Regions from separate parts of the Mus musculus genome. Here all the other regions are linked to region 1. Evidence: chromatin loops called from intact Hi-C (ENCODE). Cell type or tissue: left cerebral cortex. All regions are shown on one strand.

What was found. Peaks named below come from ENCODE experiments on the same cell type or tissue, not always from the same donor. Only the 100,000 strongest peaks of a DNase experiment are listed, where the experiment ranks them.
Region 2: it touches region 1 in a loop (2.0-fold over the local background); 3 of 42 quality-filtered maps call a loop at or near these places.
Region 3: a loop joins it to region 1, with 2.1 times the contacts of the local background. A loop is called at or near these places in 4 of 42 quality-filtered maps.

The regions. Positions count from the first base shown.
Region 1 is chr2:85,191,106-85,199,105 of GRCm38, reverse strand. It overlaps Lrrc55 (leucine rich repeat containing 55), which reads left to right and starts at 356. Exons shown (of 3, transcript NM_001033346.4): 1 at 356-662; 2 at 1,599-3,127; 3 at 6,961-8,000. The coding sequence starts at 2,467. The coding sequence ends at 7,196. In left cerebral cortex, no CTCF peak of the experiment used is centred here; DNase peaks (open chromatin) are centred at 934, 1,446, 3,817, 4,349 and 2 more places; H3K4me3 peaks cover 3,218 bases; H3K27ac peaks cover 2,018 bases.
Region 2 is chr2:85,141,944-85,149,943 of GRCm38, reverse strand. No RefSeq gene overlaps it. Among named protein-coding and RNA genes, the nearest start is that of Aplnr, 9.6 kb to the right of the region's middle. In left cerebral cortex, no CTCF peak of the experiment used is centred here; DNase peaks (open chromatin) are centred at 2,262 and 4,428.
Region 3 is chr2:85,242,340-85,250,339 of GRCm38, reverse strand. It overlaps Gm13715 (a long non-coding RNA gene), which reads right to left. Exons shown (of 5, transcript XR_374759.2): 5 at 6,662-6,823. Among named protein-coding and RNA genes, the nearest start is that of Gm13715, 38 kb to the right of the region's middle. In left cerebral cortex, a CTCF peak has its summit at 3,657 (motif pointing right); a DNase peak (open chromatin) is centred at 3,665.

The DNA of each region.
Region 1 (8,000 bases):
GGAGAGCCCTCTTGCCCTCTCTCCATTGCCTGCTCTTCTGCCCTAATCCCTGTTCTGGGGCTGCCTACCCTCCTCTCCTTTCTTCCCCTTGCCCTACCCACTAGGACCCTGAGGGTGGCTGTAAATTCACCAGGAGTACTTCATTCTCTTTTCTCATCTTGGTGGGGTCTATAGCCAGTTCCCCCTGTTGCTCAGAGATGTGGAGGCAGTTGCTAAGAGACAGTGAAACGTCATTACCTGGCCCTCGAGGAAAAAAAAGGGGAGTGAAAGAGAGAGAGGAGGAGAGAAGGATGGAGGGAGGGGGAGAGCCAGAGAGAGAGAGGAGGGAGGGGAAGACCTGGCTCTGGCGGAAGCCACACACCAAGGCAGCCTCGGCACCAGCTGAGTTTCCCAAGAGGCATTCAGATTCTGTGAACTTTCTAAGCATCCTCTCTCAAATTTCCTTTCAGCGTAAAAGAAGGGGCACAGGGACCACAGGACAGGAAACCGCAGAAGATGCTGGCCTGGGATGCAGGAGACATGGAAGAGGAGAGTCGGGGGAGGGGAAGAGCCGGATAGGCAATCTGTTCGGAAGCTAGCAAGCAAAGGAGCGGGGGATTCCAGGATGAGGGAGGCAGAGCCGTTCGTCTGCGTAAGATTGATGTCTGTGTCCTTGGAACAGAGTGAGTAGTCTCCTGAGGGCCCGCGGGAGTATAGCAGAAGACCCCGAAGCTAAGAAAAATTAGTCTGTATAAGGGGGTGCCGGGGTGATTTCCCAATGGGTGAGACTGAAGCTACGAAGCAGTGGGGAACTGGGTGGGGAAATGACCGAGCGACGACGGGATAAAGGGGTGGGGGTAGTGGGGGCAAGTGAGGACAGCAGGTGAGTAAAAGAAAAGCTGAAGCCACAGAGAGTGAGGGATGAGCAGCGGGGTGAGGCCCTGGGTGGGATGAGGTTCTCCATCTCTTTGCCAGACCAAGTATGTGTGTGGGCTTAAGCAGGAGGCTGGGAGCTGGAGAGTAGAACATAAAAGGATGCTGGGGTTAGGGCTGTGCTGTGGTATAAAAGATGCCGGGGCACACTTGGGTAGGGAATGTGTGTAGAAAGAAGCTGGGAGGGGGTACAGTGAAAGTATGTGTGTGTGAGTGTGTGTGTGTGTGTGTGTGTGTGTGTGTGTGTGTGTGTGTGTGTATGTGTGTGTGTGTGTGTGTAAGAAAGAGATGGGGGGGGGCTGAAAAAGTGGATAAGAGGGGTGTACAAACTGCCAGAGCTTAGATGCATGTTTTTCTTGGGGAGTTTTTCAGGGTGGGGTATTTGGTGCTCACGAGGGTGGAGCTATGAGCAATAGAAGAAAATGCACCCAACTCCGGACAGAAACCTAGGAGAAGAATTTCAGGTCAGATGGATGCGGTTAGTAGGTGGGTGTAGACTGGGTTTCTGAGCTCACTGTGGTCCTCATCTGAAAGATAGTGAGCAAAGAACTTTGTGGTTGGGAACAGATAGGTTCAAAGAAGAAAGAAGAGTAAAGTAAGGAGGAGTGAAGACAAAGGAGCAAGGCAAGGGGGCAGGGATGTAAGGACACTAGATTTCTTTGCCTGAATGCTTTTCTTGTTGACAGAGTGACTTCTGCCTCCGCCTGCTGAGTGCACAGCTGAGCATGGTGACAGCTTGAAGACATAGATAATGCTTTTGTAACTGACCCTTACCTGTGCCTCCAGACTCATGGTGTTTTCCACATTTCGTGGTCCAGACAGTGGGTGTCACTTGGGACTCACCCCTCTCTGGGAAGCAAAGAGCATCCCTTGAGAATCCAGAGACCACTGAGACTGAATGTTCAGGCTTCTAGGAGACCCATGGGAACATACTTCTCCCCCATCCTAAATCTCTGGCCCCAGGTCTCTTGTGAACTCATGCCCACTGGGCCACCAGGAGAAATGGCCTCTGGGACCTTGAATGTTGGAGATCAAGGTGCCGTTCTGACTTCCTAATCAGTCCCAGACCTAGGACAGGGCTTAAGTTTTCTTAGATGAAGTGCCAGGACCTTTAAAGGGCACCTTTCATCCCCCTCACATCCTCCCCTGCCCCACCCACCTGTCAGACACAGCACAAGAGGAAGCATCCAGCAGGCATGGGTGACAGAAGCACAAAAGATCTACAGGGACCCTTCCAGGGCCTGCTGACAGCTGTTCCAGCTCCATCCTTGTTCCCCTAGTTTCTTAAGCTTTGATCATCCTTTCAGACCCTGGGGTACCTCAACTGGGTCCATGCTCCCCAGGGTCTACAAAGGGACATCCTATGAATCTTAGGAAGTCCTTGGGTGTTGAGAGGCTCTCAAGGAAGTGTTGAGCCATGATAGCACTCTCGCAAAAGCCCCACCTTCCAGACTCAGGCCTCTAATGTAGCAGCATCCCTGTAACTTGACTGTTGGACCTAGGGACACCGCTCTCATGGGCTCCCTACAGCACTGCTGCTGCCAGCTGCCAAAGATGGGTGACACCTGGGCCCAACTTCCCTGGCCTGGGCCTCCCCACTCAGCCTTGTTGCTGGTCTTCTTCCTCTTGGCAGCTGGGGTGATGCACTCTGATGCGGGTACCAGTTGCCCAGTCCTTTGTACATGTCGTAACCAAGTAGTGGACTGCAGCAACCAGCGGCTGTTCTCTGTACCCCCGGACCTGCCAATGGACACCCGCAACCTCAGCCTAGCCCACAATCGCATTGCAGCTGTACCGCCAGGCTATCTCACATGCTACATGGAACTCCGCGTGCTGGATTTGCGAAACAACTCCTTGATGGAGCTGCCCCCTGGCCTCTTTCTCCACGCCAAGCGCTTAGCACACCTGGATCTAAGCTACAACAACCTCAGTCATGTGCCAGCTGACATGTTCCGGGAAGCTCATGGACTGGTACATATCGACCTGAGCCACAACCCCTGGCTGCGGAGGGTGCACCCCCAGGCCTTCCAGGGCCTTGTGCATCTCAGAGACCTGGACCTCAGCTATGGCGGCCTGGCTTTTCTGAGCCTTGAAGCCCTTGAGGGCCTCCCAGGGCTGGTGACCCTACAGATCGGGGGTAACCCATGGGTATGTGGCTGCACCATGGAGCCCTTGCTGAAGTGGCTGCGGAATCGGATACAGCGCTGTACAGCGGGTAAGAGAGATGACTGGACAGGTCACCAGGCAGAAGGTTTCTGGGAGTAATAGTAATAATAGTAATAATAATAATAACAATAATAACAATAGTAATAGTGACAGTACTATGTGCCATCTCTTGTTCAATGAGTATTTGTTGAATATATGAGACACATGCTAAGTGCTAAAGAAGTTCATTTGCTAAACAATCAGAGGTCCCTTGCCTGTATAATGCCTATGGTCATAGAAAGAAAGACACACAGCAAGCAGTATGGTAGAAGCAATTGGTAGTATTTGTTGACCTTCTGCGATGAGCTGAGTGCCTTGGCATACATTATCTCCATGAGTCCCCATTTTTATTATCCCCATTTCACAGGTGAAAAAGCTGAGAAATAGAACCTCTAAGAAGGCTTCCCCCAGAGTCGTTCCCTTAGAAACTGGCTGAGCCGGAGATAAAAACACATTCATTTGACTTCTACACTACTCTAACTCTTGTCAGTGCTGAGAAAACTCAAAGAAACAATCATGACTAATCCTATTTATTTTAGTACTTACTATGTGCTAGTCCTTATTCTAAGCATATTTCATGTGTCGGCTCCTCTTATCCTCACAAGAACCCTGATGAGGAGGAAACAGAAGTATAGGAAAATTTAGTAGCTTGGTCAAAATTACTCAGCTACAGGGGGTTGGAGTGAGGATTCAAATCCTGGCAGTCTGGCTGTTCTCTAGCCATCCTGTTAAGAATCAGATCCTGAACTACGTAAGCCAAACTCTGAGCTGGCCACGCAGCCTTAGCAGAATATTCAAGGTCTATGCATGGGTTTGGCATCTGGGGAGAGGGCCTGAAATGAGACAGTTAAACTGGAGAATCCCAACCAAAGTGGACTGAAAGAGCCAGTGTCACAGAGGTTTGATGGACCCTGCTCTCACCCAGTGTCACTGAAGCCGATAGGCAAGACAGTTTAGCCATGGCCCCAGCCACCAACTCACTTATGGTTTAGCACCAAGCCTTGGCCCCTGGTGTCAGAACAGTAGGAGTAGCTGGAGTCCCATCCCAGGGATTCCCTAGAACCTAAAGTTCAGCATATTTAGGGGGAGAAAAGGAAATAGTGCTGAATGAGGCAAGAGGGAAAGGACTGAGTGGGGAGTCCAGGACCAAAATAACTTAGGGGGGCTGTGGGTCACGATTTCAGTGTTTCTGCAGAGCTGTGGGAGGAAGTTCTCCAGTACCAAAATAGCTGGAGGCTGAGATGGGGTGATGGTGGGGGCTAGGACAGGGAAGCTGCCTAGAGCCATCTCCCTACCAACCCAATGTCTCTGCAAGCTGTGCCTCCCTCCTTCTTGTCACTATCAACACAAAGAGCCTTCTGGGACACTCAACCCTCACTACTGTAGAGATAGATACCTCTTCTGCTGTGATCAGTGATTCCCTGGCTGCCCCCCACAAAAGGCCTGGCTGCCTCAGAGAAGACATTTCCTATCATTGTAGACTTATACATCAATTCAGGCAAAGGATCTGAGCTCTTTAGCAGAAGAGAGAGAGGCCCCAGTTCCCATACGTGAAGGCTTATCCATCGGTGCAGGCAAGGGACTCAACCCTCCAGGAGACAGGGGAACTGCAAGTCCCATTAGCATAGCCTCAGACATCACTGCAGGTGAGGTACTTGAGCTCCAGAGAACCATGGTGGTCCTCAGGCCCCCATCCTTCTCCACACAGGAATGGTTATGGTTCATTTTTAAAAGCCAAAGCTTGCCACAGTAGGTAGAACTGGATGATGTCACCCCTCTAGACAATTTTGTATCACTTCCTTTCTTTGCTCTTTGTGAGAGTCTCCTATTATCTATGCTGGGAGGCAGGATTCAAACATAGACTAGAGAGAGCTACTGGGATACAATCTGATTTCAAGACTGGTCTTTTGACTCACCAGAGAACTTTGTCAGCCCATAGCTTCCCATCCTGTGGGGTATCTGTGTGCCCTCAGCCTCCTCTAGTTGGCCTGCATTGTCCCACTGAAACCTTAAAGTAAAAACAATCAACTCTGGAAGTTAACTCTCTTCTAGTTTCCAGCAGAGAGCTTCCTGTGAGTCAACTCTGGACATGAGCAGAACCTAGTCAGAGTCTAGGGTCCCATGCAAACAGACTGCTGGGATTGACTGATTCAACCCATGACTTGGAAAAGATTGCATCTTTATCCTCAACATAAATGAACACACATACACACCTACACATACACACATACTTGCACACACATAGACACAAACACCTTTTAGAATTATAATATTTATGCATATCCATCTGTCAAAAGGATCAATTTAAGCCTATCACTTTGTTCTTTGCCCTAAAAAAATTGCATAATGAAAAGATAGTATTGTTTACTCTGTCAGCCCATAGCTTCCCATCCTGTGGGGTACTCTGTACCCTGTAATTTTAAAGCCTCACATTGACTTGCTTGGAAAATTTAGATTGGATTATTCTCTTCTTATAAAGGTGACACATGAGAGACAGAAAGGAAAAAGATAAACAGGATTTGCTGAAGGTTAGAGCTCAATTCATATTACATTCTTACCAAGGGCATATGGCATTACTCTGATGCTACTGCCCAGATTTCTAGTTGAAACTGCCCCCAAATGCCACACTTTACTTCCAAGGCAGACTATGATTAGACCACTGATAACCATCATGCATTTACTGAAGTAATCATAAAGGACAGTTCCACGATGCTGGGAAAGCCAGGCCAGTAAAGGAGCAGCCCCTTTCCACAGATGTCTGTGTGCAGAGTATGACCCTCCAGTCGACACTTGAGAGACCCAACTATGATCATTATAAAAGGCGCGCGTGTCACCTAATGCTTTTTACGCATCAGAAATGATTGTGTGCTTTAACTCTCTGAATCCTGATCACAGTACCAGAAGGCAGATATGATTATTGCCACTTGACAAATGAAAACAAGAAACAAAAAGCAAAATACAGGAAGACTAGATATCCACAATCACACAAGTGATGAGAGGCAGGAGAGATTCACACTCAGGTGATATGGCTTCTCCAGAGGCTACACTGTTGACGTTGTAGTCGGTATATCTGGAAAAAAACACACGAGTTAAGTGAAGTCTCTCATTCATTTAAGAAAGACCCACTGAGTGCTTACTATGAAGGGATGCTGTTCTGTTCTGGTACTGTGGAAGAAGCCTATCTTCAAGGGAAGAAAGACAGTAATAAAACTGTCAGGCAAAGACACCATAGGGAAAAATAAAGCAGAGTTGTTGTGATAGGGCCTGTAAGAGAAGCAGGCATGGGGTGCTCCCAAGAAAAGGCATCACTAAGCAGGTTGCATTGGATAAAGTCACAAAGGAAGTGCAAGAGTGGGCTACACAGAGATATAGATTAGAAACTCTATCACAAGGGGCAAATACAGACATACTCCCTAAGAAGAGACATACATAGGGCCATGGAGGAATGATCGAGACATGTGTCTCTGGAGCAAAATAAAAAAGCGAAATTAAGGGCTGGGAAAGTGTCCTTGTTCCCCTAAAGGGGTTGTTGGCTTGCTCTCTGCACAAAGGAATGTATGGGGCAGAGAGTGACATGTCCAGACTCTAGCCTTCATGTCTCACAAAAGTTCTAGATCCACCACTAGGGATAACTATAAGACTTTTCACAAATGCTAAACTCCATGAGTAGTAAATGTTTACACCTACAAAACTAGGCAAAAAAGCTTTGAGGCTTATTGATGATATGTATGTTTGAGGCACATAGAAAAGACTCAGCAACTCTCTGGAAGCAGGTTAGTGGGAGGCTTTTCCATCCCGTCCTCTCCCACAGAAGTCTCACCCTAACCCATTTCTGTGTTGCAGATTCTCAGCTTGCTGAGTGTCGGGGACCCCCTGAAGTTGAGGGTGCCCCCCTCTTTTCACTCACTGAAGAGAGCTTCAAGGCCTGCCACCTGACTCTGACCCTGGATGATTACCTCTTCATCGCATTTGTGGGCTTTGTGGTCTCCATCGCTTCTGTAGCCACCAACTTCCTCCTGGGCATCACGGCCAACTGTTGTCACCGTTGGAGCAAGGCTAATGAAGAAGAAGAGATTTGACACAGGTGCCTCTCATCCCTCCATGCTGCTGCCACTGCTGCTGACCGCTGGACACCCTGTATCACGGTGCCCTGGCCATCTCCATCATAGCTCAAACAAGGTTGGAAAGCTAACTTTGTATGAGCATCCATCCACTTTGGGCCAGGCACTGTGCTAGCAACTGAGAATGAAAGACAAATTCAATCCGGTTCCTGCCCTTGAGGTACTTACTTCTAATAAAGGAAAACAATTCCAAAACATCCTCTTATGACAAAATGCCAATACTCTGAGCATAGAGTGAGGGAAGCCAAGCGGAGGGTCCATCATCTGTGCCTCACAAAGTCCAAGAAGAATTGCAGGAATTATCTGCTAAGTAGATAGGGAAGGGTGGACATAGCAAATGATAGGACCTTGTATGCAGGTCGTGTTAAGAGCAGCAGACCTTGTGGCCTAAGTACATAGAAGAAGTAGGTGCAAAAGTAAATCTCTCCCTCTGACACCCAATTTTTCAGTTCCCACTGCTGCCTGCCACTGCCCTCTAGGAGTGAGATAGCCTCCATGCCAGACACCTTGACCTTCTCCCATTAGCAGAAAGGGGAGTGAAAGGACCTCCCAGCGACTTCCCAATTGTAGTCTAGTTGTGAAGTAATCACCCTCAGCACCCTTCCTCCTCTCCCTGTCTCTGCTTCTGACTTAAGCCTTGTCTTCAAAGAAAAGGCAGGAAGCCTCACAAGGAGGCAGCAAAAGTCTTGGCACCCTGGGACCCCAATTTATGTGACTGTTCTTTCCATGGTGCTCACACCAAAGGAACTCACCAGGAAAGTG
Region 2 (8,000 bases), 49 kb after region 1:
AGATACTTTCATATGTATATGTATATTTCCATTACATCACCCAATAACCTTTCTTTGTTCCCCTATCTCTTCTTCACTAGCAAGTGCCCCCTCTGCTGCTCTTCTCTTTACCAGCAGCCATTAACAATACCTACGTCCTCACAGCGACCTTGTGATCCATGGCTATTGACCAAGCACACATTGACTTACACGCTTTCCTCCAATTATCTCTTTTCCATCACCCTCAATAATCCTGTTCCTCTCACCCTGGCTTGTAGGATGTGCCTTTCTCGGGTCACTTCTAGTACAGAGTCTGCCTTTGCATATCTAGTTTTTTAAGTTTTCCCTTTATCACACATACTTTTCTGCCTACTGCTAATTTCTCTATTTATCCTTCCCACTATTTTAAAGCTTCCATAAGCATTCTCTCACACTCCTCTCTACCCGTCAACACCATTTTATGTGACTTCTAACAATACAATCCTGTAACTACTCGACCCAGATTAGCAAGGACATCAGTGGCACAGTCCCAGGAACGGTTTTCTGGTTTCTTTTCAAATAACCCAACAGTAGCATTTTTCACTGCCCTATCTCCATGATGCTCAGATTTTTTTATTACAAGTCCAGACACCCTTCAGGATGCTTCTCCCCACCCCCACCTCTCCCTCTCACAGTCTTTGACTCTCACCCCCACTTCCTAGTCTTCCTCCACGCCCATCTCACTAATGGATACCACCTTGAGTTACTCAAGCCTAAGACCTTGGATAAATCTCACGTGTGCCTGCATCCCGGCCATCAGAAGTAACTACATGTTCTGCATCAACAAAAGTTGACTCAAATCTGTCTCTCTCTGGGTCTCTATAGAGACCTCTTATATGACCCACCTTCAAGCCCATCCTGGCCTCTGAAGTAGCAACCATCTGGTACTTCTGCTTTCCTCCTACTTCATTTCCATTCGATCTCTTTACAAAAGTCTGTGAGTTAGCTTCTCATTTCCCTTAGAATAAACTTCCCCTCTTGCTATGGCCTTCAAAGTTCCCTGTGATCCTGCCCTTATGTGTCTCTCTAACTTTGTTTCATGCCATACTCCCCTTGGCTTCCTATCCATTAACTTTGCAGTTGTTCTAACCTTAGAATGTGCTAACACCTTTTCTGTTCAGTGTCTGCATTTGATGATCCTAGAACTCTCTTAGGGCAGCATGTCAGATAGCAGGCCCACTCTAATCTAAGGTCATATCCTAAGATGCTCTTGCAGGACTACATAATCTGAATGTACCCTCAATGTTATTTTCCACCTTGAATATTATTTCTTTCATAGCATTTTCAAAACAGGATGTCCAATTTCCTCATTTATGTATGTGCCTATCATCTATTCCTAGGAAAATGCTAGGTTTCATACAAGGGCCAAGTCTATCTTATCCTCCACTTATAATCTCAGTAGCTAGTGAATGACATAAAGTGATTTCTCAGAATAATTTCATAGATTAATGAATGAACTATTACAATGGTCTACAACCTAATGTTCTTACAGGTATGCCTTAAGCACAAACTATCTTATTCTTCACATTCCCTGTGTCCTTTCTAACTCTCTTGCCTTTCTTCACATTATCTCATCAGTCTGGATGCCTCCTACCACCCAGGTCTTCATTCAACTTGCCAAAATCCTGGTCATCATTCAAGAGATACCATCAATTCTAATGTCTGATATTTCATCATTAAAGATTCTCTGTACCACAGAATGGCAGTCCATAAGAGTGGTCATTCAGAATGACATTTACCAGTTCAGTTGCCCAGAGTGCAGCTCTCTGGAAGATACTCATGTCTAGAGCTGTCATCAAAGGCCATCTCACTTGCTGGAGTTTGGATCTTGAATATCTCCCTATTGCCCATGTATTAAAAGTTTGATCACCCAGGTGGCACTGTTGGGGATAGTGTAACACTTGGAAAGGGGAATTTAAACCACGGGGGGGGGGGGGGAGCGGTGGCCTTGAAGGGGAGTATGGAACCTTAATTCCTGACCATGATTTAAGTGGTTTCTCTCTACCACATGTTCCCTCCACCATACCCTGCCCTGAGAAGATAGCACAATCAGTCACAGGCTAGAACCTTCAAAATGCTGGCTAAAGAGACCTGCTGTGTTGATAAGTTAATAGGAAGTGGTAGCTCTCCAATCTTGTGCAGTCTCTTCATGTTATACACGGGAAACTCACACAGCTCCCATAGCTTTCCAGGAGACAATTAAAGCAGTGCTGAGGAAGGAATTTTCTCTCTAGACTTTCAGTTTGGAATTATTTCAAACATTTTTTTCCTACCCCGCCTCCCTGAATCAGTGAAGCTAAGACCCACACAAATCTGAAAGGCTATGAATTTTTAACATCTAAAACTGTTTATGTAGCACACTATTTTTGATCTTTTTTTTTTCAACAAACTTCTGACCAGATTAATTTATATGCAAACTTCTGTCAAATGTTTCTAGCTTTATTTTGCTGTTATCACCACAATAAAAGAATTATTTTAAATTCAAGAAGTCTCAAAAACAATGTCACATTTTCCAAGCTGAGCATTCCTTTCTGCCACATGCCCTTTTTTCCAACGCAGAGGTCTTCCGAGCCCTCTGCAGTGCAAAGGAGTACATCAAGTCACTTTCCCTTGTAACAAGAGAGGCAAAGGGAGAACAGCAGAAGAAAATTAAAACCTATTGATTGCCCCTAATGTGATGGAGACTGCTTGCCACTGCAAACATTACCTAGTGTGACCTTCATAACAATCCTGTGAGGTAACTACTTTTACTATTCTATTTGACAGGAGATATTGAACGTTGGGCTCTGATTCTTTGATCTTTTGAATGTTGTCCAAGGACTAATAGCTTCTACCATGGATAAAGTTTCTTTAGAAACAAGATTTTCAAGGGCTAAAGATGTGGCTCAGTGGCTTAAGTGTTTGTCATGTAACCATGAGACTAGAATTCTGGATCTCTGGAGATTCACATAATGCAGAGTAAGTGTGACAACCCACCGCCTGTTATTCTAGCCTTGGAAGGTAGAACAAAGGGTCCCCAGAGCTAGCTGGCTAGCAAGCCTAGTCATATTGTCAACCGGGATCTGGGTTTAACTAAAAGATCCTACCTCCATAAATATGGTTGAAGAGTGATCCATGATAATTCTTGACAACTTCAGGCCTCCAAGTACATGAGCACCTACACACATGCATAGCTGTAGACCATACAAAGGAAAATGGAAGGGGGTGTTCCAGATCCTCTCCACACCAACTGGGGTGTGTTCTGTATTTTAATAACACTTGTTGATGATTCTTCTGCATACACAAAACTAGAAATCAATGATCTAGATGGTACAGCCCAGTAAAAGCTTAACTGAGATTCAAGTTTAGTCTCTCTTAATACAATGAACAAGAGACACACAAATTTCATGGTTTTTAAGAAGACAGCTTAAGTTGTTCCAATACAAACTGTAAGCATCAAAACCATGTTGGCCACCTATCTTGGAGTATTTCTTCCAAAGCAGCCTATTTCACAGAAAAGAGGCAACCTGATGTCATGAAAAGCGTTCAGGTCGACTTCAGAATCAGAAGAATCAATGAGCCCACACACTTCTTAGCAGTATCATTCATCAAATGGTCATCCTGCCAGGGCTTCACTGTTTCCTCTAGTGAGATGGGAGCCTTGGAGAGATCTCTTCCAGCCCCATAATGCTGTGGTTTCAGCTCATTGTTCTCTCATCACTCCTGGCATGGTCATAGCTGAAACAACTTCCTTTCCTAGCCTGTATCATCCCTTTGGTAATTGCTGTGTGGCTTTTCTCAAGCATAAAAATAACTTGTTATTATCACAGCAAACAATCACCATCTTCCAGGGTCCCTGAAAGCCTGACAGCACCCACAATACATAGCTCACTGCCAGCTGGATCCCAGCAATGCTTGAGGCTTCCGGGTCTCCAACCGGAAACCAACCAGCCACCATATTAGTGTGTCCATTTTCCTAAGAGCAAAGGTTACTTCCGGGTTCTTCAATTGTAAGACCTTGGGATATCAATCTCCAGATTCTAGGTCATTGAGTCCTGGTACTAAAGTCCTCAGTCAACCAGAGACCAGATTGAAGCCAACTAAAGCAAAGCCTCAATCCGTGTCATTGTCTGAGGCTGTTCATCCCGATCACACAGGAAGACCTTTTGAACTTATAGATATACTTCTGAGTCAGAAGAAAGATTGCCAAATTTTCTTGGATGGTCTTAACCCTGACACAGATTTTTCAGGGACAGGAAGAGAAGGTTTTCCTTGAGTGTTTTGTCGAGGAGGAAGTCCAAGATTTTGTTTTACATTCAATCAGTACATCCCTTCCATCAGAGCAGTTCTTCCTCTATGAACAGTAGGTAGCTATACATGGATTCCCAGCAGCCTGGCTGACTCAGTACCGGCCCCAGCTGGCATGATACCTTTCCCAGGAAGCCAGCCAGCCTCACAATCACTCGTCCAACTAAATAGACTTGAAAACACAATCTTCAGCATTAACACTGAACTGATCACTATGAAGCCATGATGTGTAGAGTTCAGAAGTAAGCATACAGAAAGATGCTCAACTTCAATAGCCATCAAAGAACTGGAAACCAAAGCTACACTGAAATAGTCAAAATGATAGTCACTAAGGAAAGTAATAACAAATGTTGTTGAGAATAGAGACAAAAATGAACCCTCATATACTGTTAGTGAGAATGTAAACTAGTCCAACCACTATAGAATATAGATATTGTGGCGATTTCTCTAAAAACAGCTTGTCCTGTGGGTTACAGAAACACTTACACATCGAGGTTATTGCAGCACTACATGCAATAGCTAAACTATGGAACCAGCAACAGAAGAATGAATAGGAAAGTGTGACATAGACACACAAAAGGATTATTTTCAGCCACAAAGAAGAAGGAAGTTATGTTGATTGCAAAAAAATGGCTACTGAGGGTAATCATACTTAGGGAATTAAGCCAGAAAGACAAAGATCATATTTTCCCTAATTTGTATATCCTAGATTTTATATATATACATAAGATCATGTATGAACACATGACATAAAATAAAAGTAAACCTTTCTAGGGATCAGAAGAGACTAGTAGGGGGCAATAAAAGGAAGGATGGAGGGACAAGGGGGAATATGTTCAATGCACAATGTATATGTATGCATGTATTTATGGATGTACATATGCATGTTTATATGAGTGGAAACCTTAAATAATTGATTAAGAGTAAATTACCAGAAGTGCCACAGTCCCATGACCCAACTTTGTTCTAACGGTCTACTTCTCAGGAGCAGCTGTGAGACACAAAACCATTTGGTTTAATTAGGTCCATACTTTCCAATTCCCCTGCTTCTCTCCTGGCTCCTGATTTACCTCATTTCCCTGGCTTCTTTGAAAAGAAATCGACTTGTTTGCTGTAAATAAAAAAAGCAATTCTTCTTACCTCTCATTCCAGCAGTTCACTTGTTTAAGCAGATTGCCTATGTGTGCCTACTACATCCCAGACAGTGAGAAAAAAAAAATCTCTAAACAGGGTCCTGCTCCAGAGCAGGGAGCTTAGGATGGGCAAGGATGCAGAGCTTTTATAAAAGCAGGCCTCTCCTAGAGACACCTTCCTAATACCCAGGGCTTGTAGGCTGAGAAGTACCAAGGTGCTTGAATGGGATGTGTCAACCAGGTTTAAGAAATTCATCCATGTTACATCTAAAAGCAGCTTCAGATAGACACACAATTAAGAGGTGTGTCACACACTTGAGTGACACATAGGGTGAGGTGCCCATCAAATACTAGTATTCTTTCATCTCCTACACTCCTGCTTGCTTTTATTCAGGCAACTAAGGTGGCGACCTGGAGGAGAAAGAACGCCAGACACTTAAACCCTAGTGGACGCACGTTTCAGCCAGCATGTTAGCTCTAACTTGTGAGTCCTCCATGAGAGAGAGAGAAGGTATGTTTGCCTCGACAGCATCCTGTGATTTGTCTGCAGTGTCATTGAATGCCCTGTATTATTCTTTGCTAAACAATGAGAAGAGCATGAATGGCCTGAGTATTATTTAGTGTTTTTCACTCATCACCTAGCATATGCCTAGCAAATGGAGATTATAAAAAGGCATTTGTTTTACAAAGAGCCATGGAACAGAATGTCTGACCAGTATTTCTTAAAAGCCTCAAATACAGTATCCGAGAAGCTTCCAGAGATGCAAGAAGCCTAAGCAATGTGATGACTGAATTGTGACAACAGATTCTGCGACTGGAAAAGCACATTAAGGTTGAGTTGGGTTTTTTGGTTTGCTCTTTTTTTTTTCCTCCCTTCTTTTTTTCTTTTTTTAAGTAAGGAACCCTAAGTGAAGAATGAGCATTAATTAACAGTAATGTACCAACATGGTTCATTAACTATGACAAGTGTATCATGCTAATGTAAGACATTAATTATAAAGGAAATTGGGTGTATAATGTACAAGAGCACTGTGTACTGAATCAACAGCGATCCTGTGGATCTGAAGCTCCTTCTCAAACAAAAGACTTAGCAAAACTTCAGATAATCAGCATCTTGCCCTTCCCAGGCAGGAGCTCGTCTTTGGACTGACTTCATTTGCTTTACTGATTGCCACAAAAAGATCTCCTTCAGAACCCTGAACATGTTCTTGCCTAACAGCAGAAAACCTGCGTTCTAGTCTCAGCCTTGCCACTTTCCCACTGTGTGACCATGTGTAAATTATTCTCCTTTCCTTCTAGATGGGCCTTAGGTCACCTCTCTGTTAATAAAAAAAAATTAAGGTAGACAGCCTTTCAAATGGTTTCACAAATCAGGGTGATGCCTGGTTGACCAGTTATCCCTATCTCCTAAGATAATCCTGGGTAAAGAGTACATAGTGAGTAAAGATGTCTTGAATGAATGTGCCATGGTAGGGCTTAAACATACTTGATTCCTGGCTAAACTTACCTTGAGGCTTAGTTAGTACAGCAGCAATAGGAGATAAGATCTTTGGGAAGTTCATAGGGATATTACCATCATAAATGGTTTAGTGTCTTTTTCAAGTGACTAGGTAATATCCCTTGAGACTGGACTAGGTTTTCTGGGAGCAACTTCTATCATGTAGGATTAGACTGGTTACTGGGAAAGTGGGTTGACCTTTCTTAATATGCCATATCCCCCTTCCACTTCTTCACCATGAACTGATGAAGCAATTCACAAAAAGACCAACAAAATACTTCACAAAAAGACAAGCAAATGCCAGCATCGTGCTTTTGGGCCTCCACAACCATGATCTGTCTATTCAAATCTATTTCCTTTACAAATTAATCAGCTTATAGTGTTTTACTATAGCAAAACATAATGAACTGAAAATACGTATATATTTATACATACTATACATGTGTGCATTTATTTATACATATATACATGTTTTCAGTCTATTCTGTGTTGCCATAGTATAATATACTTATATATACACATGTATATACATACACGTATGTGTGTGTGTGTGTGTGTATTGTCAATTTTTTTTAAGACAAGGTCTCACTATTTAGCCCCAGATTGGCCTAAAACTCACTACGTAGACAAGAATGATCTTCACCGACATCTACCTGCCTCTGCCTCCCAAGTGCAGGCATAAAAGGCATATGCCACCACTTCTAGCTAAGTCTAACATTTTAACACTCTAACTTTACATGGAAATCATCAGATTCTACTCAACATTTCAAACTCCTCTTTGAAAAGCTATACCTTCTGGATCAAGCCCTGCAAGCTGTCAACTCACTAACACTTGGATAGAGCAGCCAGCTAATCTATATCTTTATGGGGGATTTCACCCTGGCTTCTGAAGGTGAGATTTTTTTGTTTTTGTTTTTTTATACAAAGCCATCTATCTGCCTCTTCTTAGAATCTTTTTCCAGAGTAAGAGGGTCCAGAATTCCTCAGTACTTAGTTAGTATACCCTGGTACACTGGAGGAAGACAGCTCATAGCTGTAAGGACAAAGTCTCAAGTCACTAAAAT
Region 3 (8,000 bases), 51 kb before region 1:
CTTTGCCGGTACACAAGATACAGGCAAAAACAGATACACGTCACATCCAACGCCAGCCTAGCTATGGCCCCAAGCCCAGACAGGATCCTGTTGCTCAGATTCAAAGTTTACCTCCTCTGTTTACTTGCTAAATGGCCTTTGGACAATTTTTGAACTGTCCATGCCTGTTTTCTCACAGGGGGAATGGAGGAGGGCAATATTACCTGCCTCAAAGGGTTGGTGCAAGAATGGCATGAGCTGAGACAGTCAGTATAATAAGTGAAAGCCAGCTGGGCAGGCAGCGCTCATGACTAAACTTTCGTTAGCTCCCTCAATCTGGTTATTATTCTGTGCCCTTAGGCATTGGTTAAATCAGTATCTCAATACTCCTTGAAAACCCATTTCATCTGCATAAAAATACTGGATAGCAAGAAGAGGTCTGACATGTCTGTGTGTTTGTCTATGTGCGGGCATATATGTATGTGTGCGTTCATATGGATGTCCATCTGATCACCAGTCTGTATTCCATCTCTGCCTCGTCTCAGGTGAACTTCTTACTAATCCATTTCCATGTGTCTACTGGCCCCTAAGTAGTCTATGAACTTAAAACCATGCTCATATTTTTATTGAATATGCCACAAAATACAAACTATAAGATGAACTACAAGGAAAGAGAAGCCTCCTCTCACTATGCAAGCAAACCTCCCTCTTAAGTAGAGCAAAGCACAGGACCGAAATGCTTCTTTAGGCTGAGGATGTAGCTCAGTGAGCATCCTCAGCCACAGGTGTTTGCCTACCATGAACAAAGGTCTGGGTGCAAATCTCAACACCACAAAAAAAGTCTGCTTCTTTATTTTATTCAACCCAGGGGTTTCTAGATTAAATTCTAGCCGTGATAACTTCAGTTTGCATCTGTTACACTTTGGAAAATCTCCTGCATAAGCAAAAGCTATTTCTCATTCACCCACTTATCCACAGAAATGTGAATAATGCTTGGGATATAATAGGCTTTTTTTTTTTAAGAAAAAAGTCAATACATTGAACTGGATTTGTTATGTAACTTTGGGAAAATATTTCCTTCCCGCTTTTTAAAATGAGTGAACTGGACTGGGAGCTACTGAGTTCCTTTCTGTCCTTGGTTCCCAGCCAATTTTTCATTAGATGTATTATCTCACCTTCTACCAGGTCATTACTTAGCCCTCATTATCTTATTTGAAAGCAAAACAACCAACCCTTACGAGCAGGAAGCGAGAGTATCTGATCAAAGCTGACATTTACTGTACACCAGCCCCTGCTCAGAGTGCCTCCCAAGGCTGCTGCATTGAGTGGCAGCATGCTCGTTAGATAAGCACAGTATTATCATCATTCCCATTTTAACAAAATGACATTGAGGCACAGTGAGACTAAGCTACTGCTTAAGCAACTCTTATTTGACTCTAAACCTCATGCTTTCCTTTTTCCTTCTTCCATTTTCATGTCTGTGTGCGTTTGTCTATATGTGGGCATACATGTGTGTGTCTCGTACACATGGAAGTCCATGACTGACATCCAGAATCATCCTCAATTACTCTTCCATCTTATTCACTGACGCAAGACCTGTTAATCAAACACAGAGCTAGTCGATATGCCTAGTGGGTGAGGCCCAGTATCCAGCTTATTCTGGGATCCCTGTTCTCTTTCCCAAGATGGTGGGCCTCCTTGCCCTCGTAGCATTTGCGTGAGTTGTGGGGAGCTGAACTCGACTTCTCGTGCTTGCATGGCAAGCACTTAAACCATTGAGACATCTCTCAAATCCCTGAACCTCAGAATTTTAACTTTTATGCTACACAGGCTTCAGGGTGACATAGGATGCAAGAAACTAGAAAAAAAATAATAAAAGCTATGGATTCAGAAACTAGCCCACCCTGCTTATGTATGGTTTGAGAAGTCCTGACTATGGTTGATTCAGCACATTAACCAATGTGATATTTCTCCAATCCATTGAGTCTATCCTTTTTTAAGTCTCAGTTTTCCTGAAAGCATGCAGAGAACAATAGCAATATGCCATGCATTTGATTTTACCTGTTAGCATGATAATGGTAACCTACAACATTACCACGAAGCTCTTTCTATTGACTATCAGATGTGATTTTCACACAAGCAGACCAAGGACAAAGAGAAAAAAAATTACTATGTTGATTTAAAATCAAGGCAACTGAGGCCCCAAGAGGTGAATATGTTTGTCTAAGAATTTGAACCAAAAATAAATTGTGGGTCTTGGATCTGAACCTGAAGTATTTGAACCCCAAGAAGATAATACTCGGGGACTCACCATGATCCATGACACTGACTTCCAACGTCAACCCCAGGCTGAGAATAGGAGTGGGCATGAACTAAGGAGGAGAGCCCAAGCAGGAGGAAAACATCCTGTTAGTCAAAAAGAGGGAGTGGGAGCAAGACTGTATTCCTCTGTATAGGTGAGAGCCAGGAAGTGCATGCAGGCTTTAAGATGTTTCATAAAGCTGTTGATTTGCTGATTCTCTGTCTCTAAAGTCCCGCCTCTTCCACTCACTTTCCAGCTCTCATCTTAGCCACTTCCAAATCATAGACCTGGGATGCTTAGTACTTTGCCCACAAACAAATCCCTGAGAGTCTACAGTATGACAAACCACAGTGAGGTGCTAGAGACACTAACAGGAGCAAAACAATATGCACATGTCATGGGAACAAGGCAGGCCTGGGGAAGGTTTGCAGAAATAATTGTAGGAGCTCTCAAGAAGTATTGACATGTACCAGAACAAAGTAACAGGGAACATTTTTTTTTCCAGGACTGGCTACATACGAAGTTCTTTTGGTAAAAATGCTATGCCAATTCTGCCAGTCCTAATGACCTTAGCTCTATCTGTGGGACCCCTTGGTAGAAGAAGAGAAATGATTCATGCAAATTGTCCTAGCTTCTATACATACACCAAAAGATGTGCCCCAACCTTTCCACACACACTAAGTTAAATACATGCATGCATACATACATACATGAGAGGGAAAAAGCATTTTCCAGGAACAGGAAAAGAGTACAGAGGTTTGGGGTGCTTTCCAGCTAAATCAGTGGATGGATACAGGGAAAATTCCAGGAACAGGAACTGGAAAACCAGTCATAACCACATCTAGATGGACCATAAAGGACGAGGGGCATAGTCAGTGTACAGCATTTCCAAAATAGTGGTTGGACTATGTCTCCAGCATCCGGAGTTGCGAACATTAGAGACAGCTTCTACAAGCTAGAGACAATATCAAACTCATCTTCATAGGTCTGATCATCCTATGGTAAATACTTCCAAGAACTCAGAAATGAATTCAAAACTCTCATCAAAGTTACAAAGGAAGACAGACAATTTTTAGAAGATCCTTAGTAAATAATAATAATCAATTTAAGGACTGGGGTACCATGTATGGAGTCAAGGTACCCAGCTGTGTAGGCAGAAGTCTCCATCCCTTGCCTGCAGTCCATGAGGCTGCTGGAATCAGGTCCTCAGTGTGTCTCTATTTGTTGAATACTGTGAGTGTTCACCATTATGGAGTCAGCCTGGCCACATGAAGAAAAGACCTAACACAGTGATAAGAACCGTGCTTCAGAGCCCAGTTCTCTGAGCTCTCCCCTCCACCAGTGGGGAAGCAAATATGCCAGTGCTATGCACAACCTGAGCACAAGGGGGCAGTGTGGGCCCACGATCAAACGCTCAGCCAAGCCACCTAGAACCAGAGGATGGGAACAAATGAGGAAAATAGACCCAGATAGCAAAAACAGGAGAAGAGCTTGCAACGTATTAACAGAAATGTTTGTTGTGTGAGAGGCTGCCCCTAGAGAGTAACCTAATTCATCAATCCAGTCCTCCCAATCTCATAAAAACTGCCTGAACAAGCAACACTCTAAGAAAATTCTTGTTTATATCCTTGGGCTGGCCCTTAAAACACTTAATACCCACCTTCACCTGTACTCACTTACTCTGCTCTCCTTTATGCCTGGGATACTAGGCATCCCTTTTCTCCATGATAGTACTGCCCTACACCTGAAACAGCCTATTTCAGAAAACCTTCAGACACTTCTACCCCCTATCATCTATGCTAATGATCTGCTTATAGGGCCCAAACGCAGCCTCAACAGAATCACTAATCATTTTAAACACAAGTGGACCAAACCTTATAAAGAGTAGGCTTCCTGAAGGCAGACGGAAAGGACAATAAATCCTCTCCAGAGGATTCATAAATACGAAAAACAGAGTTGTCAAAAACAACCATTTAAGAGCTCTGGAAACCAACCAACTATACACAACAAGTAGAATAACTAGTAAAGGTTAGAAAAGAACTGTGTGAGTTTGTGGTGCTTGAGCTTGGGGCTGGGAACTGATTTCATCACCTCCTGGACTCATTCAGCCTGGGCAGGCACGTGGCTCTACCCCAGTGAGAATGCACACGAGTACCAGCAACTTCGCTGCTGAAGGTGACTCAGTTAGCTCAGGGATGGAATTTTTTAGTGCATGCATCTACAGTAACATGAACAACCACAAAGGCATGTAAACACAGGAAAGCAACAGTTCTGCTAACCTGAAATTGCAATGCTGACTGAGGTAAGCGACAGACTGAAGGACTAATCAGGAAGTTAATAAAATCATATTATTACCTATAATAAACCAAGAGATGAAAGTGTCTTAAAGGTGCTTGACAAAACTTTCACATACCCTTGGTAAGCCAGGACACTGAAACACTCACAGAGAAGATACAAGACTTGAAACTGCCTAAATTTGGATAGCAGTCACAGAGCTAAGAGAACTGTGTAGGAGCCTTACTGTCCTGAGATAGGTGGTCACCAAAGAAATGTTCTCCCCACCTACCCTCGTCACGGAGACATCCAGATCTTAACCCTAGCACATGTGACTATGTTGCCATGGCAAAGGGGCTTTGCAGATGTGATTAAAGTTAAGTGCCTTGAAAGGGAGAGGAGATAGTTCATCTAGGCAGGCTTGATCTAATTACACGATTCCCTAAATGAACAGAATGCTTTGAGCTGAGTCAAGGAGAGATGCTAGGAGAAGGATTTGACCTTCTCTGCTGAATGTTAAGTTGGGGGAAGCAGGCCAGTATTATAGAGGGCAAGAGCTCCCATGTAAACTGGAAGATCAAGGACATGAATTCTTACAGTGGGGCCTCCAAAGAACACACCCTTGGTGATGCCATGATTTTAGCCATGTGACCCATACCTTCTAACATATTGTAAATAATACACCTCTGTGCATCTGATAATAAAATGTGGCAGCAGGAAACAACAACACTCATGACCACACACTGGCTGACCACTGAACTTGGAAGAAGTAGAGGAGCCAAGTTTAAATAAAACAAGACATTTAACGACCAGAGAGACATGTCAGCAGCCATATACCACCAGGGAATAGTACCCACAGGCTGAGTCCAGATCAGTGACTAAACAAACAAACAGCAGCAACAAAATTGGATAGAGATCAAAATCTAGCACGTAAGTCACCCAGTACATGACCTAAATCATGCAAGTCTCAACCATAAGAAATTATGAAGCATGAAAAAATAGGAAAGCACAGACTAGACATGGAGCTCAATTAGTACAGTGTGTATCATTCTTGAATACAGTACAGTTTCTAGCACTGTGCAAACCATAAGTCAGACTAGGAGAGGCTTGCCTGTATTATCAGAACTTGGGAGGTGGAAGCAGGAGGTGGAGTTAATATTTGACTTTATAGAGAGTTTGAGGCCATTCTGGGATACAGAAGACCCTGCCTCAAAAGAAAATATATAAGGCTGGAGAGATGGCTCAGCAGTTAAGAGCACTGACTGTTCTTCCAGAGGCCCTGAGTTCAAATTCCCAGCAGCCACAAGTTGTCTCCCCACCATCTGTAATGGAATTTGAAGCCCTCTTCTGGTGTGTGTGAAAACATCTGCAGTATACTCATATACATAAAATAAATAAGTCTTTTTAAAAAGCAAAAAGAAAATACAATATAAAGAAATAAGGAGGTGGAAAGAAGGAAGGAAAAAGAAGAGGTAGGGAAGGAAGAAGGAGAAGGAATGATCTATACCCAGGACAGAAATAATTGCATAGGCAAGACCTCTGACTAGATGCAATTGCTGGATTTAATGGCCAAAGTTATTCAAATAAAGAAGTATATTCAAAGGCCTGCAAGAAACAATGCTAAAGAATTAAGAAAAAAATGATAACAATGACTCAGCAAATTAAGAAGCCCAATAAAGAGCTGAAAATTATTTTTAAGAGCACATAATATTCTGGAGTTTAAAAGTTCAGAGAGTTATGTGATGTTGTATTCATGTCTTACAGTTGCTATACAGTATACATAGAATGGGGCCATACACTGGATGGTTTTAAATTTTAGAAATTTATTGTCTCACCACTCTATATGCTCTTACAATATGAAGGCCATGGGTTCGTAGGTTGGTGCTCTGTCTTAAGGCCACTAAAAGGGAGATTCCTTCCTTGTCTCTTAGCTAATATGGCTACAGGTAATCCTCACAGTACTTGGTAAGTTCATCACCTCCATCCCACATCCTTTTCCCTCACCCTATGTCTTCAGTCATCTTCCCTCTGTGCTCTAGCCAAACTCCCCTCTTCTTATAAAAGCACTGACCATTAGAGTCCAAAATGACCCAGCATGACTTCCTCTTAATTTGCATCAGAAAGCTTTATTTCCAAACACAATCATGTACTTCAAGGAACCGTGTTTATAGCCCAGCAGAGGCATCATGGATCATCTCAACCTTCTGTCAGTCAGCACAGTGATCAAGAGGAACCTCTCCTGCAGCTGCACCATCTCAGAGGCCATATCTGTGGGAAGACAGCAATACAAAAGCCAGCTTAGCCAGTATGGTGTTAGCACCCTGTGAACCCAGCTCCAACACCAACCAACCAGGAGGCCTAGCTAGCAGGATATTCAGGCCGTGAATTACTCTAGTACTAAAGAGCTTCCTCTTAGATACAGCCAGATATTTAGGAGACATTCACCTAAGTCAGCCACTCTTAGGAAAGGGATCAAGGTCAAAGGACAATGAGACCAAGCCCATGATCTTCTGAAAGTCAACAAGAAGCATAAGACCTTATGTCTTGGGACTCCCAGTGAGGCTTGCTGATCTCCCTTCATTACAGCTGAGATGACAGGGAAATGGTTATCCAAGTTTGACTAAAAACTAATTATAAACTTTGCTTACAGAGCCTACATTAGTCACTTCTCTTATTTCTATAACCAAATAGCTGACTAGAAGCAACTTAGGGAAGAATGAAAATCAATCCTGGCAGAGAAGTCATGGTGGTAAGTTATACTGTATCCACAGTCAGAAAGCAAAGAGAAATGAGTGCTGGTGTTCAACTCCTTTTCTCCTTTTAATTCACTCCAAAACACCAACTCATAGAATGGTAGAACGGAGCTGTTCCTGTTTCAATTAACCAATCTGTAAAAATCCCTCACAGAAATGCCCAATGCGTCATCTCGTAAAAGATTCTGAATCCTGTCAAGTTGGCAATATCAACCATTAAATGGACCATCAGAGCATGTACTAAGATATCAGGGCACAGCAGCGCTGTTCTTTATTCGAAGGTACAGTGAAATCTATAAGGAGATAAAATGACGAATAGAAAGCATTTTTTAAGAAGTGATAGGTTAAAAATCTCTCAACATGTGCTAAATATGATAAACACAATGAAATCCACACATAGTCATAGTCAAAGAACTGAATTCAAAGACAGAAAAATCTTGGAAGAAGCAAGTGATTTTACAAACATACAAACAACATCAATAGTGACAAATATCACATTAAAATGAGAGACAGACACTGGGGAGGATCTATAAACCAAACATGCCATTCCTTATGACAGGAAGCCTTTGCAGGGTCTTAATTTAGTTTGAAATAAATTGTGATGAACAGAGGCTTCTCCCCTTAGGTAGGAGATGAGGGGCAATAAGAGCAGAGGTAGAGAAGCTTCTTGAGAGTCAGGTTATGTGAAGAAA